2 separate regions of the Homo sapiens genome follow, and region 1 is linked to region 2. The links are chromatin contacts, found by Hi-C or POLR2A ChIA-PET in ENCODE. All regions are on one chromosome and are shown on one strand. The core of a region is the stretch at or near the end of the contact, and the rest is flanking DNA. Distances in the headings are between cores, read along the strand shown. Region 1 holds the start of ZNF611 (zinc finger protein 611). Region 2 holds the start of ZNF28 (zinc finger protein 28).

Region 1 (5,278 bases), core at 1,858-4,357, 87 kb after region 2:
TCATCCCAGCACTTTGGGAGACTGATTCTGGCAGATCACGAGGTCAAGAGATAGAGATTATACTGGCCAACATGGTGAAATCTCATCCCTAAAAAAAATACAAAAATCAGCTGGGCATGTTGGTGCTTGCCTGTAGTACCATCTATTCGGGAGGCTGAGCCACGAGAATTACTTGAACCAGGGAGTCGGAGGTTGCAGTGAGCCGAGATTGCACCACTGCACTCCAGCCTGGTGACAGAGCGAGACTCCATCTCAAAATAAATAAATAAATAACAATAACAATAAAAAAATTAGGAAGACTACAGAGCCCCAGTGATAAGACCTCCTCAGAGCATTGTCCCTTCTTATGTAATGATAAAGTAACTTTCCTTGAAGTGTATCAAATCATCACCAGTCAAGTTGCTGCAGCCTGTGCACTGGTCTTGAATGGAAAGTGTGGTGATTCTGCTAAAGCTTCTCTGTCTTTCCCTGTGTGTGAAACCTTAACGTCTCTACTTGGGAACGCTGATCCCATTCATTTGGAGTTGATGTTTCCAGGTGGCTTTCTTCAAGCTCTGTGTTCACATTAACTCTGTACTTAATCATATACTTTAAATTTTATTATTTACTGCTGACATCAGTGTCTGTCGTATGGTAGGAGCCTCACCAGAGAGGGCACCTGTCGCCATGTTGTAAAACTCACACTTGCCAAAAAGACATGGGTTAGAGTTTCTCCCCCTCCCTCAGGATGACGCTAGTTAGCTGACACAGATGGTCACCTCCATTACCAAGTAGAGCCAGGATGAACTATGTGTGACCAAGGGTGTTGTCAAGTCCTCTTCCTTGAGGACTGATTAGTATTTATCTTGAAAATATGTCCTTAATGGGTTGTATAGAACAGTGAAGTTTCTTTCTCTCTTTTCAATCTTTTAGCTGTTTGCCTCTATTTCCCATCACATTCTGGTCTAAGGTTTATTTATTAATAAAATGGTTTTTATTTCTTTCTCTGTTATCGTCGTGGAGATGATTTCTCATTTGGGAGGAGACTTTTTAGTTTTCAGTTATATTTTGTCAACATTTAAAAAGCGAAGCAAAGAATATTTCTGCGGCATGGCACGGTGGCTCACGCCTGTAATCTCAGCAGTTTGGGAGGCGGAGGCGGGTGGATCACGAGGTCTAGAGATCGAGACCATCCTGGCCAACATGGTGAAACACCGTCTCTACTAAAAAAAAATACAAAAAAAAAAAAACCCAAAAAAATTAGCCAGGCGTGGTAGCGGGAGCCTGTGGTCCCAGCTACTCCGGAGGCTGAGGCAGGAGAATGGCGTGAACCCGGGAGGCGGAGCTTGCAGTGAGTCGAGATTGCGCCACTGCACTCCAGCCTGGGCGACAGAGTGAGACTCCGTTTAAAAAAAAAAAAAAAAAAAAAAAGAATATTTCTGGCCGGGCGCGGTGGCTCACGCCTGTAATCCCAGCACTTTGGGAGGCCGACGCGGGCGGATCACAAGGTCAGGAGATAGAGACCGTCCTGGCTAACTCGATGAAATCCCATCTCTACTAAAAATACAAAAAATTAGCCAGGCATGTTGGCTCACGCCGTAACCCCAGCACTTTAGGAGGCTGAGGCAGGCAAATAACTTGGAGTGAGGAGTCCGATACCGGCCTGGTCAACATGGTCAACCCCGTCTCTACTAAAAATACAAAAATTAGCCTGGCATGGTGGCGCACGCCTGTAATGCCAGCTGTTCCCAAGGCTGGGGCAGGAGAATCGCTTGAACCCAGGAGGCAGAGGATGCATTTAGTCGAGATCTCGCCACTGCACTCCAGCCTGGGCAACAGAGAAATACTCTGTCTCAAAAATAATAATAATAATAATAATAATAATAATAATAATACAAGAAAGTAATAGATCTCTTCCATAAATGTGCTAGGACAACTATCTGGATATCCACATGGAAAAGAATAATGTTGGATCCCTATGTCACACAATCAAAAATTTTATTTGCGAAAGTTTTTTTTAAAAAAAAAGAGAGAGAGAGAGACAAGAAAGGGAGACCGCGGCAGTGGGCGTTATTTTGTCGCTCAGGCTGGCTTGGAACCCGAGGCTCAGGGATCCTCCCGCCGCTGCTTCCTGAGTAGCTGGGACCTCAGGCTCCCGCCCCCGCGCCTCTGCTGTCTTTAAGCAGCAGGTGGTGACCTCACTCCTTCTCGGCCTGAGCACTCCGTCCGGCATTCCAGGCGGTGGCTTCAGGGAAGTCTCTGAAGCTGAGCACAGGGCGGAGTCTCCTTCCGGAGTGAATGGACAATAGAAAGGGAGAGGATATCTATCTGTTCTGTGGGACCTCAGCATGACATGGTACATACCGCCCAGGCAGGGCTTTGCATTTCACATTCTAGTTTGTATCCCTGTTCCAGACAATTACAGTGTAGCAGGACGAGTCGCAGACAAAACCTCTCAGACACCGAGTTGTAGAAGGAAGGGCTTTATTCAGCTGGGAGCATTGGCAAGCTACTGCCTTAAAATCCAAGCTCCCCGAGTGCACAATTTCTGTCCCTTTTAAGGGCTCACAACACTAAAGATTTCAGATGAAAGGATAGTGACTGATTGAGCAAGCAAGGGATACGTGACAGGGGCTGCATGCACCGGTGATCAGGGAGAGAGAGAACAGGGCAGGAGTTTCACCGTGTTCTTCTATACAATGTCTGGAATCTATGCCTAACATCAGCTTCTAAATCATAAGTTGATTTTTAACTACTGGGTTTAGGCCAGGCGGATCCAGGCCTGGTTTCGGGCCTGGCGCGGGGCTGCCTGTCTTTGGTTTTACTTCCTGTTGTTTTTACTGACTATAAAACAATATAAAACAATGTCAGAGGGTCTCTCTCTTCTCTCAACAGGGCTTTTGTATCATGCCTCAGACTTTCTGGCGCTCTCGCCTCCAAAACCTGAAAACAGAGACGCTGGGAGCGAGGCTGAGAGACGCGCAGATCCCGCCCCGGCCCTGCCCTCTGCCGGTTCTAAAAGGCAAGGTCTCTCCGCCTCGCGCCCCGCCCCTACCTCGCCCAGGCCCCGCCTACCTCCCACTTCCCGCCCAGGCCTGGCTTTTGTCCTGCGCGCGCAGATTAACGCAAACCCGGAAGCGGATCGGGTGGAGTGTAGGTCATATCGCCGCGGTGAGTTTTGCTCTGTGTTGTATTAAGTCTGCGCTAACTAGGTTCCCAGGGCTTCTGTCCCTGGGACGTGGGGTCCCCACAGACCTGGAAATTCTCCGGCGTCTTCCTTTGCCCAGAGCAAATTGAGACATCCCCGTGAGAGCCCGAGGGTCGCTTCCTTTTGGGTTTAAAGTCGTCCTGAGGCTGGTCTCGTCCCCGGTCTTTCTGCTATAGGTCAATGTATACACTTTCTGTTGCGTAGTTTTCCTGCTGAAAACCTTGTTCTGACTCCTCGCGCCCCGCGCTTTTTAAAGTCTTCACCCGCGATGTGGATTCTTGCCCAGGGCGCCTCCCAGCCTCCCCCTCCTCAGCCCCGGGAGCGCCGCGCCGCAGCCCCAGTCCCGGGGAGGCCGAGTCCTCTGCCAGGTCCTGGGATCCTGCAGACCCCATCCTGGTCCTAAGGCGCCGTCGCGCCCCCCCCCCCCGCCCCGCACCTTCCTCCTCATGCCGGGGCCTGCTGCTCCCCAGGTCTCCCCTCCGCAGTCACCGCTTTCATTGAACCTGCACTGGGGAGGTCCCAGGGGCCTGTCCTGCGGCACGGGGTATTCTTGCCTGCGGAGCTCCAGGGCGTGGAAAATGCGCTCCTCCGGGATGCAGGCGTCTTACTCCAAACCGTGTTGCGATTGTGTGGGCCAAAGGAATCAGGAGACAGAGAGCAGTAGAAAACCTGAGGCAGAGAAAAGAAGAATAAGAAAGGCCCATAACAGATGGCAAAATAGAGGATTGGTGAGGGATATGCCAAGAGATGGCAGAAGTGAAAAAAAAAAAAAAAAACCTAAGAAAGCAGGAGGAGAAAAGCAACCGGAGAAATGTAGAGAAAGGCTAGATAGATGTACAGAGAGATGAAGGATCACAAGGTAGGGGGAGTGGCAGCAAAGAGGGAGACTCATCAGAGTGAGGGAGAGAGGGAAGGATTTGGAGCCAGGGCAGACAGAGCAGAGTGGTGCTTGTGTCAAGGAGAACAGAGGGAGAACCACAGCAGAGAGGACAGCTGGGATCTGGGGAGACACAGAGTGGGGACAAGGGAGTATATCGGGGAAGATGGAATTTAACAGGGAGAGCAGAGGAGGCGCAGAGATGGGAGAAGAGGCAGAAATAGATGGAGATTGAGGACGATTGAAAGATTGGGGAGAAGGAGCAATAAGAGGTTAAATAAGTTGTGAGGATGGAGGAGAAGAGGTGGAAGAGAAGGAATAAAGGGAAGAAGGGGATGAATAGCAGGAGAGGAGAGGGGTACAAAATGAAGAGCAGAATCCCAGGGAAAAAGAAAAGAAAACAAGAGCTAGAGAGAGAAGGGGAGAATGAGAGATATGTACAGAATTAGGGAGGGAAGCACAGTAATGAAGAAAGAGGGTCTGGACACAGTGGCTCACGCCTGTAGTCTGTAGTCTCCACACTTTAGGAGACTGAGGCAAGGGGATTGCTTGAGTCCAGGAGTTCGAGACCAGCTTGGGCAACATAGTGAGACCTCCCCCCCGCCAAAAAAGTAAGTAAATAACCGGGCATAATGGTGTGCACCTGTACTCCCAGCTGCTCTGGTGGCCAAGCTGGGAGGATGACTTGAGCCCAGGAGGTCCAGGCTGCAGTGAGCTGAGATCATGTGACTACACTGCAGCCTGGTCGTCAGAGCGAGACCTTGTCTCCAAACAAAAAAAAAGGGGCGAGAGACTGGGTTCAGATGAGTGGGTGAGTTCATTGGATATGATTGGTTGTGACATGTTGAGTTCTGTATATATAATCTAATAACTAAAAACTTGTTTAAATTACACAGATGAGATTGAGAATTTTAAAATTCGTATCTATAAGACATGTACATTCTATAAATCTTGGCATCAGAGGTTATGTTCCACTTGGAATCCCTATTTGCCAGAGGGCAGTCACTTATTCAGTTGTGAATCACTGTCTCCCCTTTTCCTAGGATGGGGTAGGACGTGGGTCAGTGAAGTGGGAAAATAGTCACTGTCTGTTGTTACAAAATACATTTAATTAATTAATTAATTAATATTTTGAGACAGGGTCTGACTCTATCACCCAGGCTGGTGTGCAGTGGCGTGATCTCCTCTAACTGCAGCCTCGACCTCTTAAGTTC
Region 2 (5,263 bases), core at 2,764-5,263:
CCTGTCAACAGGCTGGAACTTACTAGCACATTGCAACCTCTGCTTCATGGGTTCAAATGATTCTCTAGCCTCAGCCAACTGAGTAGCTGTGTTACAGGTATGTGCCATCATGCTTGGCTAATTGTTATATTTTTAGTAGAGATGGAGTTTCTCCATATTGGCCAGGCTGGTCTTAGACTCCTGGCCTCAAGTGATCCTCCCTCCTCGGCCTCCCAAGTACTGGGATTACATGCGTGAGCCACTGAGCTCAACATGATAAATGTTTTGTTGTGGTATTTTATCCTGCAAGTCTTAAAATATTCCATGTTTTCAAGGTAGGAAGCAAGATAGCTTACTGTTTTTCATTCTCCTTGGAGCATTTTCTGAATGAAGACACGTGAGTCCTTCCCAGTTTGTCACTGTTACCAAGAATGCCACACTGGCTGCCTGTGAGTGTGCTGACTTCGCTACATGTATCTGGAGGGTTCCTGCAGGAGGGGCTATTGAGAAACTGATTGCTTCTTCTAGGACGTGGCATTTCCTCATTTCTTAGATCTGGGAAGATTCCATCCCTACCCCCAGGTGTAAAAGCGCCCTCTCTGAGAACATGAGAGAGCACCATGTGCCCTGCAGCCTCTGCATTTCAGGCTCAAGCAATCCTCCCATCTCAGCCTCCCAAGTAGCTGGAACTACAGGTGTGCACCACCGTGTCCAGCTAATTTTTGTATTTTTGGTAGAAACATGGTTTCAACATGTTGCCCAGGCTTATTTTGAATTTTTAGTCCCGTTATTTCTAAGTCTCTGTTTTATAAATTTGTGTATAATTTCTTGGGATCATCCACGTTATCTCTTTGTATATCTGGTTATGTTCTGTTGGAACTTCAGCAGTTCAGAAATCAGCCAGCTTTCACGGTTTTTGGTGTCTGACTTCAGTGAGGAAGAACACTCTCCAATCAGACTGGCTAGAGATTCCTGAGACCTCTCCAGATTTTTCTTTATTTTCGTCTTTAAAGTTAGTTATTTCTTTTTTTTGAGATGGAGTCTCTCTATGTCACCCAGGCTGGAGTGCAGTGGCACAATCTCAGCTCACTGCAACCTCTGCCTCCCAGGTTCAATTGATTCTTCTGTCTCATCCTCTTGAGTATCTGGGACTACAGGCGCGCACCACCACACCTCGCTAATTTTTGTATCTTTAGTAGAGATGGGGTTTTACCCTGTTGGCCAGGCTGGTTTCACAGTCCTGACCTCAGGTGATCTGCCCACCTCGGCCACCCAAAGTGCCGGGATTGCAGGCATGAGCCACCGCGACCAGTCATGGATAGCTTTAAATCAACAAAGTAATAAGTTGTGTTAGACTGTCAGCCAACCGGCAGGTAGACATATCTTTGTATTTACCTGGATGCCTATGTAAGAAAAACTTAAAGAGGAGGCATTTCCTTTGTTTTTGAGGACACCCTACTGTGGAACTGGTAATGTGTTTTTTTTGTTTTTTGTTTTGTTTTGTTTTATTTTGTTTTGAGACGGAGTCTCACTCAGGCATGAGCCACTGCGCCGGCCATATTTATTATTATTATTATTATTATTATTTATTTTTTGTTTTTGAGACGGAGTTTCACTGTTGTTGCCTGGGCTGGAGTGCAATGGCGTGATCTTGGCTCACCACAACCTCCGTGTCTCCTGGGCTCAAGCGATTCACCTCCCTCAGCCTCCCGAGTAGCTGGGAATAGAGGCACATGCCAACAGGCCAGGCTAATTTTTGTATTTATAGGAGAGATGGGGTTTCTCCATATTGGTCAGGCCGGTCTCCAACTTCCGACCTCAGGCCATCTGTCCTCCTCGGCCTTCCAAAACGCTGGGATTACAGGCTTGAACCACCGCGCCTGGCCTGAAGTGGTATTTTTTAGAAAGTAACTAAGCCTTTTTTCAGTTTAATGACCCAAGGATGTATTTCTGAAGGTCTTGGGAACGATCCTTGTAAGGCAAACTACAAGGGCGATAGTACCTATATCTCAGTAGGAAGTTAAATAATTCAAACATCAAATATTTCAAATTTAAAGCTACGGACATTTAAATAATTCTGAGCTTTGAGAGGAACGTGGTCATGCAACCTGAGTCCAGTGGTGTGCAGGCGCAACTTCTAAGAGTTTTACTGGCCAGGTGCGGTGGCGCACGCCTGTAGTCTCAGCACTTTGGGAGGCTAAGGTGGGTGGATCACTTGAGGTCAGGAATTAGAAACCAGCCTGGCCAACATGGTGAAACCCCGTGTCTACTGAAAATACAAAAGCATTAGCCAGGCATGGTGGCGTGTGCCTGTAATCCCAGCTACTCAGGAGGCTGAGGCAGGAGAGCTGCTTGAACCCGGGAGATGGAGGTCACAGTGAGCCAAGATTGCACCACTGCACTCCAGCCTGGGCAACAGAGCAAGACTCCGTACCAAAAACCAAACCAAAACAAAACAAAACAAAAAGTGCAATAAAATTTAGTTTCCTAATATAAATTTTAAAAAAAGTTTACCTGTAAATAATTAGGAAGACTAACCTGTTGGCATCATTGTCCCTTCTTATGGAGTGATAAAGTAACCTTCCTTGAAGTGTATCAATCCATAACCAATCAATTTGCTGCAGCCTATGCACTGGCCTTGAATGGAAAATGTGATTCTGGTAAAGCTTCTCTGTCTTTCCCTGTGTGTGAAACCTTAACGTCTCTACTTGGGAACACGGGCCCCCTTCATTTGGAGTTGACGTTTCCAGGTGGCTATCCTCAAGCTTTGTGTTCCAATAAACTCTATAGTTAATTATGTATTCTAAATTTTATTATTTACTGCTGACGTCAGTTTCTGTCGGACTGTAGCAGCCTCACTAGAGACGGCACCTGCCTCCATGTTGTAAAACTCACACTTGTCAAAAAGACGTGGGTTAAAGTAATTCCCCTCTCTCTGCATGAAGCTAACTAGCTGACACAGATAGTCACCTCCATTACCAAGTACAGCCAGGATGAACTATGTGCGACCAAGGCTGTTGTCAACTAATCTTCCCTGAGGACTGATTAGTGTTTATCTTGAAAACATGTACTTAACGGGTTGCATAGAACAATGAAGTTTCTTTCTCTCTTTTCAACCTCTTAGCTGTTTGCCTCTATTTCCCAACACATTCTGGTCTAAGGCTTATTCATTAATAGAATAGTTCTTATTTCTTCCTGTTTTGTCATGAAGATGATTTCTCATTTCGGGGAAGATTTTTTAGTTTTCAGTTGTATTTTCTCAACATTTAAAAAGCAAAGTAAAGAGTATTTCCTGGGCCAGGCACAGTGGCTCAGGCCTGTAATCCCAGCACTTGGGGAGGCCAAGGCAGTCGGATCACTTGAAGTCAGGAGTTCGAGACCAGCCTGTCCAACATGGCGAAATCCTGTCTCTACACAAAATACAAAAATTAACCGGGCATGGTGGGTGTGCCTGTAGTGCCAGCTACTCCGGAGGCTGAGGCAGAAGAATCGCTTCAACCCAGGAGGCAGAGGCTGCAGTGAGTCAAGATCTCGCCACTGCACTCCAGCCAGGGCGACAGAGAAATAGCCTCAAAAAAAAAAAAAAAAAAAAGGGAAAAAGAAAAGAAAAAAATGTAAATAAAAAGGAGAAAGTAATAGATCTCTTTTACAAATGTGCTGGGACAACTAACTGGATATCCACACGGAAAAGAGTAATGTTGTATCCCTGTCTCGCACAAGCAAATTTTTTTTTTATTATTTTTTTATTTTTTTATTTTTTTTTAGAGACGGAGTCTGGCTCTGTTGCCCAGGCTGGTGTGCAGTGGCTCGATCTCGGCCCAATGCAAGCTGTATCTCCCGGGTTCAAAAGCCTGAGAACATGGCCTGGGAGGAGGCTGAGACTCACAGGTCCCGCTCCGGCCCCGCCCTCTGCGGGTTCTAAAGGGCAAGGTCTCGCCGCTTCGCGCCCCGCCCACACCTCACCCGGGCCCCGCTCGCCTCCTCGTTGGCTCCACCCAGGCCTGGTTTCTGTCCTGCGCGCGCAGATTCGCGCAGACCAGGAAGCGGATCCCGTGGAATGACGGTGACGCCGCGGCGGGCGGTGAGTTTTGCTCTGTGTGGTGTTAAGTCTGAGCTTCCCAGGTCCCCGGCACTTCTGTACATGGGATGTGGGGTCCCCCTAGACCTGGAAGTTCTCCCCTTTCTTCGTTCACTCAGAGCAAATGGAGATGTTCTACTGGGAGTCCGGAAGCCCCTTCTTTTTAGGTTTAAAGTCGCCCTGAGGCTGGTCCCGTCCCGGGTCTTTCTGCTACAGGGCAATGTATACACTTCCTATCTCGTAGTTTTCCTGCTCAAAACCTTTTTTTGACTCCTTCCGCACGGCTCTTTTTAAAGTCCTCACCCTAGAGGTGTATTCCCACCCTGTGCGCCTCCCAGCCTCATCCTCCTGGGTTCCTGGAGCACAGCGCGGCGACCCCAGTCCCGGGAAGGCTGCGTTCTGTGGTCCTGGGATCCTGCGGATCCCACCCTTGTCCGAAGGCGTCGTCGCTCCCCACCTCCCTCCTCCTCTTGCTGGGCCCTGCTGCTCCCCAGATCTCCCCTCCGCAGTCACCGCTTCCCCTGAGCCCGCGTTGGAGAGGTGCCTGGGGCTTGTCCTGTGACGCGGGGTGTTCTTGCCCGCCCAGCTCCAGCTCTGGGAAAATGCGCTTCTCCGAGATGCAGGTGTCTTACTCCAAACCCTCGTGTGATCGTGTGGGCCAAAGGGATCAGGAGACAGAGAGAGGGACTAAGAGAGCAGTAGAAAACCTGAGACAGAGAAAAGAAGAATGAGAAAGACCCATAACAGATGGCAAAGTAGAGGATGGTGAGGGATTTGCCAAGAGACAGCAAAAGTGATAAAAGATAAGAAAGCAGGAGGAGAAAAGCAACTGGAGAAATGTAGAGAAAAGCTAGATGTACAGAGAGATGAAGGACAGACAGCAAGGTAGGGAGAGGGGCAGAAATGTGGAGGCTCATCAGAGTGAGGGAGAGGAGGAGGGATGTGGAGCCGGGTCAGACAGAGCAGAGTGGTGCTGGTGGCAAGGAGAACAGAGGGAGAAGCACAGCGGGGAGGACACCTGGGGATCTGGGGTGCCAGACTGGGTCCAGGGGGTTATAACAGAGAAGAGAGAATTTAACAGGGAGAGCAGAGAGGGGAGAAGAGGTGGAAATCTATGGAGATTGAGGACGATCTAAAGATTGGGGAGAAGGACCAACAAGAGGTTAAATAAGGGCCGGGCGCGGTGGCTCACGCCTGTAATCCCAG

The links. A loop is a pair of places that touch in the nucleus more often than their neighbours do. ChIA-PET counts read pairs that join two places held with the same protein, here RNA polymerase II (POLR2A). Pooled maps may share reads with other maps.
Region 1: a loop to region 2 is called in a pooled map, with 15 times the contacts of the local background. The contact joins the promoter of ZNF611 here to the promoter of ZNF28 in region 2. A Hi-C loop is called at or near these places in 1 of 37 single-sample maps with no recorded cell type and 12 of 50 pooled maps. POLR2A ChIA-PET finds 5 or more read pairs at or near these places in 2 of 52 experiments (BJ and activated B cell).

Annotation. Positions count from the first base shown.
Region 1 is chr19:52,732,873-52,738,150 of GRCh38, reverse strand. ZNF611 (zinc finger protein 611) reads left to right here and starts at 3,107. Exons shown (of 6, transcript NM_001161499.2): 1 at 3,107-3,150. It overlaps LOC124904760 (a long non-coding RNA gene), which reads right to left and starts at 4,120. Exons shown (of 2, transcript XR_007067328.1): 1 at 3,691-4,120; 2 at 2,447-3,357. RefSeq lists enhancers at 2,692-2,821, 2,134-3,119 and a silencer at 3,002-3,071.
Region 2 is chr19:52,820,383-52,825,645 of GRCh38, reverse strand. It overlaps ZNF28 (zinc finger protein 28), which reads left to right and starts at 4,013. Exons shown (of 4, transcript NM_006969.5): 1 at 4,013-4,060. It also overlaps a transcript of ZNF600 not described here. RefSeq lists an enhancer at 3,567-4,068.